3 separate regions of the Homo sapiens genome follow, and regions 1 and 3 are each linked to region 2. The links are chromatin loops, found by intact Hi-C in ENCODE. Cell type or tissue: Calu3. All regions are shown on one strand. Each heading gives the region's core, and the rest is flanking DNA. Links, peaks and the distances in the headings are about the cores only. Region 1 has its middle 540 kb from the start of MIR5702. Region 2 has its middle 180 kb from the start of MIR5702. Region 3 has its middle 80 kb from the start of MIR5702.

What was found. Peaks named below come from ENCODE experiments on the same cell type or tissue, not always from the same donor. Only the 100,000 strongest peaks of a DNase experiment are listed, where the experiment ranks them.
Region 1: a loop joins it to region 2, with 3 times the contacts of the local background. A loop is called at or near these places in 3 of 110 quality-filtered maps.
Region 3: it touches region 2 in a loop (6-fold over the local background); 4 of 110 quality-filtered maps call a loop at or near these places.

The regions. Positions count from the first base shown.
Region 1 is chr2:226,112,683-226,118,500 of GRCh38, reverse strand. No RefSeq gene overlaps it. Among named protein-coding and RNA genes, the nearest start is that of MIR5702, 540 kb to the left of the region's middle. RefSeq lists enhancers at 1,863-2,689, 3,074-3,368. In Calu3, for the core only: no CTCF peak of the experiment used is centred there; a DNase peak (open chromatin) is centred at 3,200.
Region 2 is chr2:226,476,059-226,481,876 of GRCh38, reverse strand. No RefSeq gene overlaps it. Among named protein-coding and RNA genes, the nearest start is that of MIR5702, 180 kb to the left of the region's middle. RefSeq lists a silencer at 3,470-3,764 and an enhancer at 3,402-3,952. In Calu3, for the core only: no CTCF peak of the experiment used is centred there; a DNase peak (open chromatin) is centred at 3,376.
Region 3 is chr2:226,575,827-226,581,644 of GRCh38, reverse strand. No RefSeq gene overlaps it. Among named protein-coding and RNA genes, the nearest start is that of MIR5702, 80 kb to the left of the region's middle. In Calu3, for the core only: no CTCF peak of the experiment used is centred there; a DNase peak (open chromatin) is centred at 2,594.

The sequences.
Region 1 (5,818 bases), core at 1,690-4,189, 360 kb after region 2:
GAAGAATTTCCAAAGGACAAGCTTGCACTGTTCTTGCCATGAAAGAGAGTTCTGCTACTTTTTGATGAAATTGAGAGTTAGGGTCTGGCTTTATGTTTGTTTGTTTTTGCTTGTTTGTTTTGGAATACAATCTATGATTTCTAAGCACCCCCTTTTACTTTTATTTTTACTACTAAACAAGACAAAAATATGGATCCAGTCTAAATAGGACAAATGAGAAGCAGGGGGCAAGTGTGTTTTGCCCCTGGTAGTATCTCTGACTTCTTTTAGATTTTGTGAAGTGATTGTGACATAAAAAGAATTCAAAACAATGTTTTTAAATAGAGTAGAATGCACTCAAAGTCCAGGTGTGATAGGGTAAGCATGCTATTATTTTTTGGAGATAAGTTTTGAAATGATGAATAATCAATTATAGCTATTTAATGGAGGTAATAAGTGGATCAGGTTGCTACCTTAAGCTGACATATTAATCTTTTTCAAAATCCTGCTGTGTTTCATACTTGTTATTGCCCTCAGCTCAATGTACTCTACATAGTCCAAATATAAGACATTCTAGTATAGTGGAATCTGATAGTATACAAAGCTCAATTCAGGAAGAACAGATAAGATGTGCTTGTGCCAGTCTATTCCATCCCTCCTGCAGCATTGCTACTTAACTTCTCCAGGCCCAGCGAATTCCTAGCTTGATCATAGAATTCCATTGGTAGCTTTGCATGGTTTTCAACAGTTGTCTAGGCTGCTTATTTTCCCTCACTTTCCAAATTCATCTGATCTGAGCATATATGGCTTATGCATTATAGTTTACATACTATGGTTTATGACTAAGGATGTAACGATTTTTGACTTTGTTTTATTGCACTTGAGCTATATCAAATTAAACTGGCCTTCTTGTTAATTTATCATTGGTAAAATATTTCATATGCATTTTTTTGTTAATCCTGTACTTCAAACCTACGAATAGCTTGCTTAATTGTATTTTATGAACTGAACTGCAATGACCTCATACTTTGGCTTTACCTTTGTAATAAATTGACATTAGTAAAAAAATGTTAGTAAGTAATGTGGAATATTGCTAATATCATTGGGCTTGACATTTGCTTGGAAGGAAAACTAGGAGACACATCTTTTGAAAGACAAATCCATATACAATACATTCTGTAATATTTTTCTCATACCTCCATAAATTTCCCCTTGTGGATTTTAGTCTTCTCTGTCTGATATCAGCCAACACGCTGTCTTGATGTAAGACTGTGTAGCATGGAAGAAAATGAACTTCGGCATCAAAAGGACGTGGTTTTGATTGTAGGTTCTGTCCAAACTTTTGATAAGTTATTTAACTTCTTCAAACTTCAGCTGCCTTACCTGTGAGGTGGAGATTTGATATTTACATTTTAAGGCTGTTTTAATGTCAAATGAAATAATATTTGTCTAACAACAAGGAAGGTACACAGAATCAGTAGTAGCACTAGCCCTACTATTCTATTGAAGAATCTATAGAATCATGACAAATGATCTTGATGGATCTTTTCACCATTTATGGGCCTTAAAACTTTAATGCATTCATTCATTCAATAATAATTTATTGAACAACTAACTTGGAAACATAACTACAGAAGATGAGAAGATGAGAATCAGTAACTAAGACTGATATGTTCTACTTTCTATCAGTATGACTAGTAAGAAAGGAAAATTTTAATTTTTTATTCATTTTATAAATAGTTGCATAATACTTATTATATACACTGAGCACTGTTCCAAGTACTTCACAAATATTACCTAATTTAAATCTTATAATAACGCTATAGGTAATACATTATACTTATTTACATTCAAGGAATTGACACATAGAAGTTTAGTAACATATCCAAAGCTATATATTGCTAGTAGGTGATGGGAGCAGAAATGCAGGAATGAGCCCTGCTAAACTGGCTTCTGAGTTCATCCTCTTAGCCACTTAACCATGGTGCTTCTCCGGAAGTAATTGAATAGGATTAATTCTAATTGTAATAAGTGATATAAAGGAGATACACAGAATGCTGTAAAATGAGAATAACAATATCTGCCAACAAATGACTTTTTGAGAGCTCATTGTGTTCCATGCTCTGTGGAGTCCACGATGCCTTTAATTTCCTTTACTGAGCTCCTCTCACCACTAAAATACATTATGATTTGGAAATTTAACAAATGTTTTTCTAACAGCGATCTGCTAGTTCTTCTGCAAAAAATAAAAAAAGAAAGTGGCCCAAGCAATTACTTTAAAATATTATTATGCAAATGTTACATTAATTTAGAAAAAAACATGGCTGAATTGCATTGCCATTCTTCCAAAGCAAAATCTCATTTGATAAAAACAGTTTCTTTGCAAGTGAATGGTACAACACCTTTAAATACAGTTAACAACAACAAAAAAGTATTCAGGCCTGCTGTGACCATTGCTGACAATGAATGCAGTAGCAAGTCCTTACATCAGCCTGATGAAGTAAATACCAAGAGAGAAATGTTGTTCTAGATTAAATCACAAAAAGAGTAGCCAAGACTGTCCTTTTTATTACCTGTTTGTTTAAGGCTTATCTGGCTGTTGATATGCAACAAATGGCCTCTCGCAGGAACAAAATATATATCTTTGCCAGAAAGTTCTTGATAAAAAAAAAAAAAAAGTGCCTGATTCACTGCTATATGTCCTACTCTTTAAACAGGACCAGACAGATAGTAAGTTCTCAATAACTACCATTAGAATATTGAATTTTGAGTAGATGTCTTTTTGGTTACATCAATACTAGTCAACCAAGGAAGTCTAAATGGGACTGACATAATGTGGGTGAAAGTTACCCATTACATCTAGATTCTAGTCCAGCCTTTACCACCAATTTAGCTTGTGATCTGAGGTGAACGACTTTATCTCCCTATTTCTGTCCTTTCTCAGCTATGAAAGACCTAATACACTTCTAAAAGTGAACAGGCACACATCCCTTTGATAACCTGTTCTCAGTTTTAGCTTGCCAGAAGTTTATAACTTTATTTTTTACTACAATTAATATCTTTTTCTTGTGGTAGTGGGAGGAGAAACATAATGATGTACATGCAAAACCAAATATGCCAAAAGAATGCATGTATTTTCCCTCTGGAAGGAGTGCATGAAAGTTAGGCATGGTGAGTAACCCCGACTGATTAACTCTACCACTGATTAGAACACTGACTCACCATATGACTAACCACACATCAGATATTTATCTTGGGCCAACCCTGGTTGACTCATAATCTATGGTTTAAGATGAAGATCGGAGCTACTTTTGATCTTCTTCTTGCAAGCATTACAAAGAAGATAATACCCTGTGTACTAGCAGAGCCAACTTTACTGCCACAGAGGATGTACCCAACTCCCATTATTCTAATTCACTGGAGAACAGGTTACAGCAATAGCAACAGAGTCTGAAATAATCACTTTCAAATTTGTACTTGGGGCTGGAGAAGCTGATAGAAGTTATACCCCATTGTGTAGCTTTGAAAAAATAAGTATCTGAAAGCATGTGTAGACTTTTAAAAATAATCACATCCCTGTAACATTAGACACAGAAAACCAATATCAAAAATAAACCATGTATTTATCCACTTTATAAACATTTTTCCCTTCTGATTTCTATATGGTTATAGATTGTAATCTTTAAAGGCAGAGATTGAGCACAGTTTGATATGAAGGATATTGATCAGGGACCAACACCTGGGGAAGGGAGGGGTCAGCAGTAAGAGTAGGCAAAGAGAGAAGTCAAACATTGAGGCAAGCCCAACAAAGCCTTGGCCGAGTGTGCAGGGAGTTTTGGAGTGCGTATGGCTTAACAGGCTTGTTCCCCAGGAGTCAGAATGACTGCACTTTAGTACCCGCCAGAGGTCAGTCACTGGATGTGGGCTACTATGGAAAGGACGTGACCTTAGCCAGATCGCTCACTGAGGAGGCACCTAAAGGAGCTGACAGCTAGACCAGGCATGTGGTCAGCAGCAGCAGTAGAGGCAACAGTCCATTTCTGAAGAGGATCTGGGTAACAAAACTCCTTGTCTATCACTCATATCACATAGTGAGTAATTTTTAAAGAGAAAAATGCAGAATATGGCCAAATTTCTATGAGACAAACATAACTGCTTGATAATAAAATTGCTGTTCTATGATTTAATATGATTGTCCAACTGGGATGCTAGCGTAAAGCTTACTTTCTGCAACATACAAATATCTTGAGGCCATGGACTATATCACTGAACTGTATTTTTTTTTCAAAACTATATTAAGAAATCATTCAACACATCTAGTAATTGGCTGGCTCTTGTGATTCAGTTTTTTCAGAATAAAGATATGGTCATATGCCTTGAATGGTCAGAATTTACTATAGAGGGAAAGCTTAATGTGTCTACGTAATGTAACTATATATACATGTGTAAATATATAAATATATAAATATTTATATATAAATATATAAATATATAAATATATAAATATTTAAATATATAGATATATATGCATGTATGTGAATATATATACAAATTGTGAGCTCTCACTCACAAATTATGAGCTGTAAGTCACAAAGGATGCATGATGGTTAATTTTATGTGTCAATTTGACTGAACCATGGGCTGCTCAGATATTTGGTCAAACATTATTCTGTATGTGTGAGGATTTTTGGATGAAATCAACATTTGAATCAGTCAGTACACTGAGTAAAACGGATTGCTCTCCCCAGTGTGGGTGGCCCTCCTCCAATCAGTTGAAGGCTTGAATACAACAAAAAGCCTGCCCCCTCCCACAAATAAGAAGAAACTTTTCCTGCCTGACTGCATGAGCTGGGACATCAGTCTTTACTCATCTTTAGACTCAAACCAAAATGTTGGCTGTCCTAGTCTCCAGCCTCTGCCAACTTTTGGATTTTAGACTGGAATTATACAATCATCTCTCCCGCGTCTCCAATAGATTTTGGGAGTCTCAGCCTCCATAATCTTATAAGCTCATTCCTTATAATAAATATTTTTGAGAGGATATGTCAATAAATATCACAATCAAAATACATAAATTCACCACCTGCACTTCTCTATTTAATTCTTTTTTTATTATTATTATACTTTAAGTTTTAGGGTACATGTGCACAACGTGCAGGTTAGTTACATATGTATACATGTGCCATGTTGGTGTGCTGCACCCATTAACTCATCATTTAACATTAGGTATATCTGCTAATGCTATCCCTCCCCTCTCCCCCTACCCCACAACAGGCCCTGGAGTGTGATGTTCCCCTTCTTGTGTCCACGTGTTCTCATTGTTCAGTTCCCACCTATGAGTGAGAACATGCGGTGTTTGGTTTTTTGTCCTTGCAATAGTTTGCTGAGAATGATGGTTTCCAGTTTCATCCATGTCCCTACAAAGGACATGAACTCATAATTTTTTTATGGCTGCATAGTATTCCATGGTGTATATGTGCCACATTTTCTTAATCCAGTCTATCATTGTTGGACATTTGGCTTGTTTCCAAGTCTTTGCTATTGTGAATATTGCCGCAATAAACATACGTGTGCATGTGTCTTTATAGCAGCATGATTTATAATCCTTTCGGTATATACCCAGTAATGGGATGGCTGGGTCAAATGGTATTTCTAGTTCTAGATCCCTGAGGATTCGCCACACTGACTTCCACAATGGTTGAACTAGTTTACAGTCCCACCAACAGTGTGAAAGTGTTCCTATTTCTCCACATCCTCTCCAGCACCTGTTGTTTCCTGACTTTTTAATGATTGCCATTCTAACTGGTGTGAGATGGTATCTCATTGTGGTTTTGATTTG
Region 2 (5,818 bases), core at 1,832-4,331:
ATGAATTTTGTTTTCTTCCCTAGGAAGCATAACATTTGACCCATTTGAGAGGAACTCTTCCATTTGAAAAGCTTTGCTCTTAAAAGCGATGGTTTTAAGATCTGAATCAAACACCACCGTATTACTAACAATTCAAACATAATGAAAATAAACTATCTCCATTTTCACTATATCTCTAAGTTTGAAGGCTATATTAAGTGACTAAAATGTGCAGTAAGATTTAGAGTACCACTCCAGACTCCAGGCCTAGTACAAGTCACATCTCAACCTTTATAGAAAATGTTCTGTTTTCTTGGAATGCCTTTCTCTTGCTCCTCCAGGTCACTTTTCAAGGATGACATCAAATGCCACTCTCTCTGTGAAGTATTTGTCATGTCTCCTCTCTGCATTCTGTCACATGCAGAAGTAGAGGCTCCCTCTGCCATGTTTCTAATCTACCTCTTCATGTCTATTATAGTGCTCATTGTGTTATAATTATTTGTATCTATATGTTGTTAGATGATACATTATTTGAAGGAAGTAGCCATGTATTCACCTTATAACTGAATTCAATATCAGGCATAGAACAGATGTTTGATAAGTATTTGTTACCTAGAACAATGAAAAAACAAACAATTTGTTACCTAGAACAACAGCAAGAAACTTCAGGTCCTCTCATTTGGTAATCAGTGACTTTTAAGCTCTTGGTAAAGTAACACTCTGTAAAAAATACTTATTTTACATCACAACTTAGAACACACTGACACAAACGCAACTGATAGTTTTATAATACAGCATTTTCTACCTTTAATATGTGTGAGGTACACTGATATTTTCTATTCTGTTCTAGTTTTAAAATTTGGTCTGACCCACCAAATTGATTTCATAACCCAGCTGGTTGTGGCCCACAGTTTGAAAAGCATTATTTCTCCTTTTGGCTTTAGGAAGATCTATTTATTTCATCTGGTTTCAGAGCAATCTGTTCTGTTTTAAAGGTTATCAAAGATTCATATTATTGTAGCCATCTTCAAAACACTTGTTCTACTAGAAATAATCAATGTGTAAATTAAATGTTATTTTAATAGTCTCTAATTGCTAAATTTCTTCCAGTGCTCCTCTTATATATTTTGTTGGAGAGATAAGCAAGTAAAAAGTTATCTAATCCTGGTTTTACTTAGTGCATAAGAGATTTTACCATATTCCATAATGGAATATAAGGAGTGAAGTGCCAAAAAGTTCAGGTGCCCTGAGAGCTGGCCAGTAGCCACCACATATAATGTATTTGAATTCACACAACAAGGAATCAGTTTCCAAGAAACATGCAAAAGGATGTTCTTGAAATAACTACCTGGAGAATTCAAAGTCTTAGCAACTGATTATAATTCTTGACTCCAAACCTACAGAAGAAAAAATACTGAGGAAAACCATTTCTATGATCCAGAAAGTTAACACCACAAATCAACTTACAAAAACACTTAATGACATACCATGGCCATTCTGCTGTGCTTAGGTTATAATGGGGCAATGACTTATTGGGAAACTTTCATTGGAAAATAGATAGTCGAGGACAGGTCCTCCTCTCTGAAGTCAGAGAGAACTAGTCACCCTCTTCCTGACCTCCATGATCTTACTGCCCACTGATAGGCTATCCTGAGTAGAAGGGAGATAAGATGGCCCTTCTGGACAACTCAAAGGGATCCCTTTTGAAAGTGAAAATGTTTTGAAGTTTTTTCATGCCTGAGCTAAATACAGGCACTGCATCTTCTTATATGTAAACATGGGGCTTTTGATAGGTAGACACCATCTTCTAAATCCAGCAACACCACTGAAGTCTGATGGCCGGTAGAAGAATAATGTAAATTTTTCCAAAATGCTTTGAATCTCTGGTTCAGTCAATATAATTTTATTCTTTAGAGCTACACGGTCCCATAAAGTAGGATTAGCCACATAGGGCTATGCCAACTAAAAGTAATTAAAATTAAACAAAATGAAAAATTCAGTTCTTTAGTCAGAGTGATTCCACATCAAGTGCCTAGTATCCATTACTGTGGAAGGTTCTATTGGTTCTGTACAGTGCTGTCTATAGCCATTTCATTTTATTAACATCTGATGTCTTTGGTTGCTTGCTTGATTGCTAAAAAAGGAAAAGTGGAAGGACGGTGGAGCCTTGCTTGTCCATGTTAGGAAAACGTTTATTTCAGCCTCTACAGGGCTTCTTATCTAAAAGTCTTCTATGCTCACTCTTATTGGGTCCTTTACATGGGTCCATTCCAGCTCCTGCCTTGATCCTGTCTAATCAATCCTTCTCACTGCTTCCAGCGTTAGCATTCTTTTTTTTTTTTTTTTTTTTTTTTTTTTTTTTTTTTTTTTTTTTTTTTTGAGACGGAGTCTGGCTCTGTTGCCCAGGCTGGAGTGCAGAGGCACGATCTCGGCTCACTGCAAGCTCCGCCTCGCGGGTTCACGCCATCCTCCTGCCTCAGCCTCCCGGGTAGCTGGGACTACAGGCACCCGCCACCACGCCTGGCTAATTTTTTGTAATTTTAGTAGAGACGGGGTTTCACCGTGTTAGCCAGGACCAGGGTTAGCATTCTTAACCACAGGGCAATGGAAGTTATTTTTTTCCTAGGAAAACTTCAACTCTTCCCCATTACTCACAGAGTAACTTTTACTTACCTTGATTTGGATTTGATCTGGCCCGAACCAACCCTTTCAGCTCTTTTTCTGTTTCTCTGACTATCCTATGCCCTGGCCACACTCAAATTCAAACACCCTTGGCTGCCTACCCACATAACTTTAGTCTTTTGCTCATGCTGTTCCTTGGAGCTCTAGGAAACGTGTCCATGCATCTTGGTTCAGTTTATGTGCCAGAACCTTTGTGAAAACTTCACAATCTCGCTGAACCAAAGTGTGTCACTACCTTGTCTAAGTGCTCACAGCACTTGCAGTTCTATTACATTTTTTTTCCACTTAAATTTTTACGTGTTTAACTCTCCTACTGGGTGATAAGCTTTTTGATGCACAAGATCTTGCACCTCTGTGTCCTGCATAGCTTTCTACACATAGCTGTTTAACAAGAAATACACAAAGAGAGTTGAATTTAATTTGGGGTGAGGATAGAAAAAATGGTTAACTGGAGTCAGGGAGGGTGTGCTTAGAGAACCATTGCTGGGGGTTGTGTAGGATTATAAAGGATGCAGACTGGAGGAGGACTGAGGTTAAGATGAGAAATCTACCCTTGGCAGTGCTGAAAAACATAACAGAATTGTGCGGCAGCACTGCAGGCTGCCAATGTTTCATAGGTCACAAAACACCACGAGGCATTCCTCCTGATGGAGGTCAACCTCCAGCAGAGTGAGTCACTCTCTCCCTGTGCCCATGAGGCCCTTAATCCATGGCTCTGCAATATTCCAAGGCCTCAGGCTGAGCACTTCCTGGTGTCAGGGCCACCCTCTTGCTCTATCCTGCCTCCTTACCATGCACACTGCCCCATCCATCCTAGGGCCCAGTTTCATGCATCCCATAAGGAAGTTTGCAGTAAATTCTGACTGAATAAATTCAACTGTGAGCTAAGACCTGAGTGAAGGTAACCACAGGCAGAATCTAAAGCATGTAGATTGCCGAGTACAAACAGGAATGCGGAATATGTTGCCGGAGTAATTTTATTTATTTTCAAACAGCGCAGGGTCTTTGGGTCATCTCCACCATTTAACCCAGCGATATCTTGGCATCCCTGGAATGCTGAATGCTGTTTGATCAGTCATCACGTCTCCTTTCCACAAAAGGGCCTGTTTTTACTGAAGATAAAACTCTCTTTCCTCGTCTTCAAAAGGAAGCTCAGTACATTACAAAAAAAAAAAAAAAATTCCCCCTTTGACTTTTTCTCACTCTAAGTTTCCCAGGGGTCGATGTGAAGTGAAGGAGAATGTGGAGAATTGGAGCTGGAAGTGTTAGGAACCTAGAGCTCTTTTCCACGAATGGGAGGGAAGTTCATCAAAGCACATGTGTGGTCAAAGAAGCTTAAAAATAAACCTGATTTCTAACACAGAAAAGAAAAACTCATTAAGCTTTCAATAAGCTGCTTTTTTCAAGGAATAAAAAAATAAAAAAAGAGAAAGAAATGTCTGCCAACAGAGGAAAAGGCAATACACTCTTCCAAAAGGATCTTTTGAGTAAAAGGAACATGTAAATTCCAAGAAAAGTTAGTTAGAAAGAACAGTTTATTCTCACTGGTTCCTTCTCATCACATCAGTATTTATTTCCCCAAATGCCCTTTATTTATTCATTTTAAAGTATTATAGGTGTCTACATGTTGGTCAGGGCATAAGGAACTTTTCTTACCGCAAAGACCCTTTGGGACACCAAGCAGAGACCTCAGCTATCCTTTTAAATTCTCAGGACTCTGAAACCTAATGTCTGCGTAGACTAACAGGAGGACTGCTGGAAGAAGGCAGGAGCCCAAGTAGTTAGCACATAGGCCGCTTACCAAGAAAATCACCAGGGTGTTCCAGCGTGAGCTGGTTTGACATCAATCCATACGATGGGGTTAGCGTGTGCCAGCTTCAGACTGTGTAACTTCTATTTACCGAAACTGTAACACATACTCATTGTGAGCTACAATTATCCACAGTTTAGTATGTTTATGAAACTATTTTGTGGTTATTTATTAAAAATAAAATTTATGTGTGCTTATTGAAGCTATATTTTGGCAGGCAAAAGAGGTTGGCAGAAATGTCTGAGTCAACAGCGGGCACTAGCCACTCTTTATGTCGTCATATAAAAACTTGTCAAATAATATTTAGTTTTTAATCTTCAGTTGCAAACATAAGGTTAGTCATGAAAAATATTCTGTGAGTTGGTCTCCTTGAAACAGGAGACTGGGTGTTTGGATTTAACTAAAGGTGATAATTAAGTTTCTGGCTTGTTTAAGGGTGATCTGTTATCCCTTTTCTCCCACCAACTTCTACTACCTGTTTTTTTATCCATGTTCCTCTTCCTTATGTCTTTAAGAGCTGTTTCATAATGATTTTTCATAATATGAGCTGTTTATCTACCAATACAAAAATGCAAAGACAAATGTATTACTCATGATCAAGGATAAATTATCCTGCCTGTATGGTCATGGTAGTATTCTCTTGGAGATCTTTTGGGAGCAAATGGATTATTTATTTTTTCTGAAATTTTTAGTTAATTATTTTATTTATTTATTGAGACAGGGTCTTGCTCTGTTTCCCAGGCTGGAGTGCAGTGGTGCAATCACAGCTCACTGCAGCCTCAAATTCCTAGGCTTAAGCCGTCCTCCCACCTTAGCCTTCCAAGTAGCTGGGAGCACAGGTGCATGCCACCACACCTGGTTAATTTATTTTTCGTAGAGATGGTGTCTCCCTATGTTGCCCAGGTTGGTCTCAAACTCCTGGGCTCTAGTGATCCTTCCACTTCAGCTGCCTGAGTAGCGGGGAACACAGCCACGTGCCACCGCACCTGGCTAATTTTTCATTTATTGTAGAGATGGGGTCTCCCTATGTTGCCCAGGCTGGTCTTGAACTCCTAGGCTCTAGCAATTCTCCCACTTCAGCCTCCCAAAATGCTGGGATTACAGGTGTGAACCACCACACCCAGCTAGTTATTTAAATCACTATACTTACTTTCCAAGGGCCTTTTAAGAAGGAGGTTCTTCTTCTTTTTTTTTTTTTTGTTTTTTTTGTTTGTTTGTTTGTTTTTGGAAGGAGGTTCTTCTTAAAGTGGCCACAGTTAGCTTCAGGAATGTATAGTCCATCATAATTAACTATGTGTACTTACACACAAACTGGAATCATAGGAGTTTGTTCATAGGGATCCTGAA
Region 3 (5,818 bases), core at 1,591-4,090, 100 kb before region 2:
TATTTATGTTGTTAGAAATTTGAACATAAGATTTGCTATGATTATCCTGGAATGCTGAAAATGGAAATTACTTGTCGATGTACTCATCCTGTCCCACTAAGGTGTCCCTCTCTACCCTTTCCTTGTGTTCTTCCTGGAGCTGCATTCGTCCTGTCTACTACCTGGGCTCCAGATTTCTTTCCTACCCAGCATCTGCCTTAAGGTTCTGACTGATAACACTCTGATTAACTTTGTCCTTCCTGGTTGAAACCTGTTTCTCTTCCTACTCATCTTTTCAGACCTTTTGCTTAAAAATCTCTTTCTTTATCTCCTCAATTAATCATGCAGTGGAGGCAGTTGTTGTGTTGCTTCTGGCTTTCTTCTGCCTCCCTTGATACCTCTCTCTTTGGTCCTAACCTTCGGACTCTTGGCACCACCCCAGCTAATCTGATAAAGATCATTCTGGTGAATGCTCTCCATGGGGAAGACTAGAGCAGCAGGGGGCCCTCCAAGCCCCTCCTTCCCAGGCAGAGTCTCTTTGTAAATTGTTGTTTTGTGTTAATGATTTTCCAGTTTTGGTTTCATATTTTTAAAATGGAGGATATAAACATAACAGCAAAGAAGCTTCTGAAAAAAAGAATAGAAACAAATACGCTAATCAATTGCACCACCCTGACAATAGCTGCTTTCTTTGTGCTTATTCTTTGCAAGTCTTTATTCTAGTGTGTAGTTCTGATTTCTGCATTTTAAAGTTAATATTATTTCAGGATCACTTAAAATCTATTTCTAAACAAACATCATAATTATCAATTTTAATGACCAGTTAATATTCCATTGTGTTGGTGGCACCAGGTTTAACAATTCTCTTTGTAAAAATCAGTTTTTAATTCTCTAGGATAAATGCCTAAGAGTGCAATTGTTGGGCTGTATGATAAATCTATTTTTAGTTCTAAAGGAAACTGGCAAACTATTTTCCAGAGTGGCTGTAGTGTTTTACATTCCCAGTAGCAATGCATGAGTGATCCAGTTATGTCAGAGGTATCTGAACCAGCGTGACTCCATCTTGAATAGGGGCTGGGTAAAATAAGGATAAGCCCTACTGGGCTGCATTCCCAGGAGGTTAGGCATTCTAAGTCATAGGATGAGATAGGAGGTTGGCACAAGATACAGGTCACAAAGACCTTGCTGAGAAAAAAGCATGCATGAAGAAGCTGGCCAGAACCCACCAAAACCAAGATGGTGATGGAAGTGACCTCTGGTGGTCCTTACTGCTCATTATACGCGCACCGTAATGCATTAGCATGCTGAAAGACACTCCCACCAGCGCCATGACCATTTACAGATGCTATGGCAATGTCAGGAAGTTACCCTCTATGGTCTAAAAAGGGGAGGAACCCTCAGGTTCAGGAATTGCCCACCCCTTTCCCTGAAAACTCCTGAATAATCCACCCCTTTTTTAGCATATAATTAAGAAATAACTATTAGTATTATTAGTTGATCAGCCCACGCCGCTGCTCTGCCTATGGAGTAGACGTTCTTTATTCCTTTACTTTCTTAATAAACTTGCTTTGACTTTACTTTATGGATTTGCCTCAAATTCTTTCTTGTATGAAATCCAAGAACCCTCTCTTGGGGTCTGGATTGGGACCCCTTTCTGGTAACTGTTTCTCCACATTCTCATCAGCATTTGATATTTGTTCAAATTGCTATTGTTTATTTTATTTATTCTAATGGGCTTGTCTGCAATAGTCTCAGATGAAGCTTGTTGTTTCATCAAAATTATTAATAGTGCTTCTTCCACTCTTAAAGTTGCCAGTTTCCTCAATACAGTATATGGTCATCACGCTAGAGCACATTATATACATGGCCACCTACTTTGCCTATACCACTACATTTATATATCTTTGTGGTTTTAACGTGCATTTCCCTGATGACTAATGATGTTGAACATATTTTCATGAGCTTATTTGTCATCTGTGTATCCTCTTCAGTGAACTGTTTTTTTTGCCCACTTTTAAAATTGGATTGTTGTTTTTTTCATGTTGAGTTTTGAGAGTTGTTACAACATAATTTGTCTGTTAGATATGTAATTTGCAAATATTTCTTCCATTCCATAATGTGTCTCAAACATGCTCTTTTGCAAGGCAAAAATTTACCCTTTTTTCTCTTTTATTGGTCATGTTTTTGTTGTCAAATCTAAGAACTCCTTTTCTAGTTCTAAATCTGGAATATTTTCTTTTATTTTTTTCTAAAAGCTTTATAATTTCTATTATACATCTTAGCCTATGATCTATTTGGACTTAATTTTTGTACATGGTATAAGGTTTAGGTAAAGATTCATGCATCTTTCAAAAAATTTAGTGGAATCTCATTTAGAATAGGAGTAGGAATAATAAAGTAGAGGTATATGAGGGTTTTTTTAAGTATGGGTTTTATTTCTAATTTAAGGGATGACTATGATATTGGGTATCTCAAGTGCTGGGAAATTCAAACTCAGTATGAGGAAAGAGGACAACCTCAGCTCAATAGTAAGTGAGATATTTACAGGGCAGGTGGAAGTCCTCTCATAACCCACAGAGGGTGCAGACAACATGTCCTGGAGTGGTCTTGCACAATCCCAGATCACAATCATTCCACTGAAATTATTCATAGTGCCACTTCCCCCTTCCCCTGTCAAAGGGGCTTGATTTCTTCAACACAGAATATGGTCATCCAACTGGATCACATTATGTAAGTGGCCACCTGCTTTACCTATGCCTATCTGCTTTTTCCACGTCCCTATCTTAAAGGAAATGCCACAGACCCCCAAATTTTATGTAATTGTCTAAGAGATTAATTTGGTGCTTTAATTTCAGAAAAGTATAGAAATTTCTTGCTGGAAGGGATCTCAGGGATGCTTCAGACAAGCTAACATGTATCTAGCCCTTACTATGTGTCAGACACTGTTCTAAGAATTTTATGTGCAATGGTCAATTCTCACCGAAACCCTGAAAGGAAGTTTTATCATTTTCATTTCACAGACAATGCTATTGGGGGAATACAGAGGCTAAGCAACATGCCAAGGTTTTGTGGCTGGGGATTAGAAAGTCGTGATTCAACCTGGGCAAAGTGGCTCCAAGGACTATGCTTAACCACTGCCCCAGTCACTTCCTCTCCGTGGTGTCCTGCAAGTGTACCAAGAGAACCCAGCAAGGTTAATAAATTTAAAGTGGTGAGGGAGGACCCAACCCAAGTTCCTATATTGTAACAGCTATATCTGGCAAGTTAAATGGACTGTGGAATAATAAAACCCAAATATTTCTGTGTGTGGAAAACCTGGGGTCTGATAAAGGCTTGGGTTATATAGTCCAGGTACACATAAAAAGACCTTGGACAAGTCACTTAATGGACTTCAATTGCCTCATTACAGAGGGATAATGAAAATACCTAACTCATATGAGGTGTGAGTATCTAGGTCGGTGATGAATTTGGTGTTGTCTGAGTTACATATCAGAAAAATCATTCAAACAGTATTAAAATAGTGAACAGTACTTTAAAGCATTAATGTAGTGTGGTGTCCTGGGCTATGGCTGGCTGGTTGACTGTGTTTACAACTTGGTTTGAAAAGTCACGGTTCATTCTTTTTTTTTTTTTTTTTTTGAGACGGAGTCTCGCTCTGTGGCCCAGGCGGGAGTGCAGTGGCGCAATCTCGGCTCACTGCAAGCTCCGCCTCCCGGGTTCATGCCATTCTCCTGCCTCAGCCTCCCGAATAGCTGGGACTACAGGCGCCCGCCATCACGCCCGGCTAATTTTTTTGTATTTTTAGTAGAGACGGGGTTTCACCGTGTTAGCCAGGATGGTCTCGATCTCCTGACCTCGTGATCCGCCCGCCTCGGCCTCCCAAAGTGCTGGGATTACAAGCGTGAGCCACCGCGCCTGGCCGGTTCATTCTTTTGTATGTTTTTGCTGCTCAGAAATGAAGGCAAGAGCCTCCCTCTCATATTTCTCCTTCCATAGGTAAAGATATAATTGGCCCAGCCACAAAAGTCAAGAGAACCTGAAATGCCAGTTGATATCCAGGTTTCAACTTTATTCTGAAACAACTTTGCTCATAGTTTTTATCATATCCCTGAATGCAATAGACACTTGTGGCTCATTGGTAAGTTTCCCGTTTATAGCACATAACTAGAGGCTGCATAAGGAGACACCTGGTTATGACACTATAGAAGAAACTTCCGCAGAGTTTATGGGAGGCTGAATGAATGGGCTGGGTTATACGCCATTAAGTATGGAGTGATTTTTATCAGAACAATATATATTTCCTTCTATATAGACAGTGGCTGAGTGTTTCAAGTTATATAACTAGCTGTTCTGGAAGGGTTTGAAGAAAAACAACAGGGGATTCAGTTAAAGGTAAAAGAGATTTAACCATCCTTTCTAATCCAGCTCAAAATTAGGAGCAGAGAAAGGTGGAAAATGGAAAGAAACATATAAAGGTCATAGCTATTTTGATTATATTGATATTGTGGAAGGTGAAAATTTAGGGTATGGGGAAGCATTATGGATAAGCAGGGGCCACGTGATCTGGAGCCAAAGTACCCAGGGTGGTAGAGTAAGGGAAGTTAATGGGTGTGATGCCATTGAGGCCTCAGTGAAATCATCTGGTGTTCCGAGCGGGCGTCTGCTCCATTAGGGGCCTGTAGTGACTGCTATAAAGCTCAGTTATACTGCTCAGTTGTTCTCAATGTTGGCTGCACACTGTCATCACTGGGAGCTTCAAAATTACTGTTGCCTGAGCTTTTCTCCTTGCAGAGCATTTCAGCTGCTCTGAAGAATCTCCCTAACATCTCTCGGAAGTAACCCCTTGGTTGGGTCCCTCACGGTGGATTTTTGTGAGTGCCATATAGCTTCTGTTTTAAGACACAGCAGCCCAAATATACCTTTCAAATTGGAAGATGAGTTGTACCTTTTTTCCAGCAGCTGTGGGAGGCAACTGACTCTTACTTCCTTGCAGTGGCTTACTAATTTTCAATTAGTTGTAAACATGCTTTCCACATTTGGTAAAGCTCAAATCATCAGTTTCACGTGATGGGGTCACAAACAGAAATTTATTTTATTATCTAGATTGACATTTTATACTCAATAACTGATTCTATGGAAAATTGTCTTAATTTTACCAATAACGAATTTGAGAGTTTGAGTCAGTTTATACATTTGTACATATATATTTTTCTCTTCATTTAGAACTTACTATTTCTTATCAAACATGAAGTTACTTTCAGTCCTTTAGTCATGGAAGATTCTCAGTATTAGAGTTCTAAAGTGTCTTTCTAGTGAAGAGTGCTTTAGAAGAGAGCTGTTTCATTCGTGTTATGGGGTGCCTAGCACTTTGCAATACTTAATACAAATGAAACTATAATAGCTTTTTTGTACTCATCATGCAATAAAGGCACGGCTTATCACTGAACACACTATGCAGTTAATGCTTCATAATTCTAGTTTCAGTATTTAACAGCTACCAGCCAGAATGTAACCTGACCTGACCTTTTTTGTTGATGTAAAGTGATACAAACTGATGAGTCCACACAGAAGGCCCTTTTGGTAGATGGCTCTTGGCTATTGGCTATTACCCTGGGACAAATAAAATAGGCTTTTCCGGAAGCCAGAGAGAACTGGGGGAGCACAGGAACTTGGGGTGAGATGGTATATATGGAGATTATGGGATCCTTTCGCTGGAAGCCCCTTGGCTCTGGATGTGCCCCCATCTGCTCAGGTCTAGATGACCTTGGGATATCCCAGCCTCTGGACATTCCTCACTCCTTTTCTAGGGAAACAGGGACACAGATGTGTGGCCTGAGGT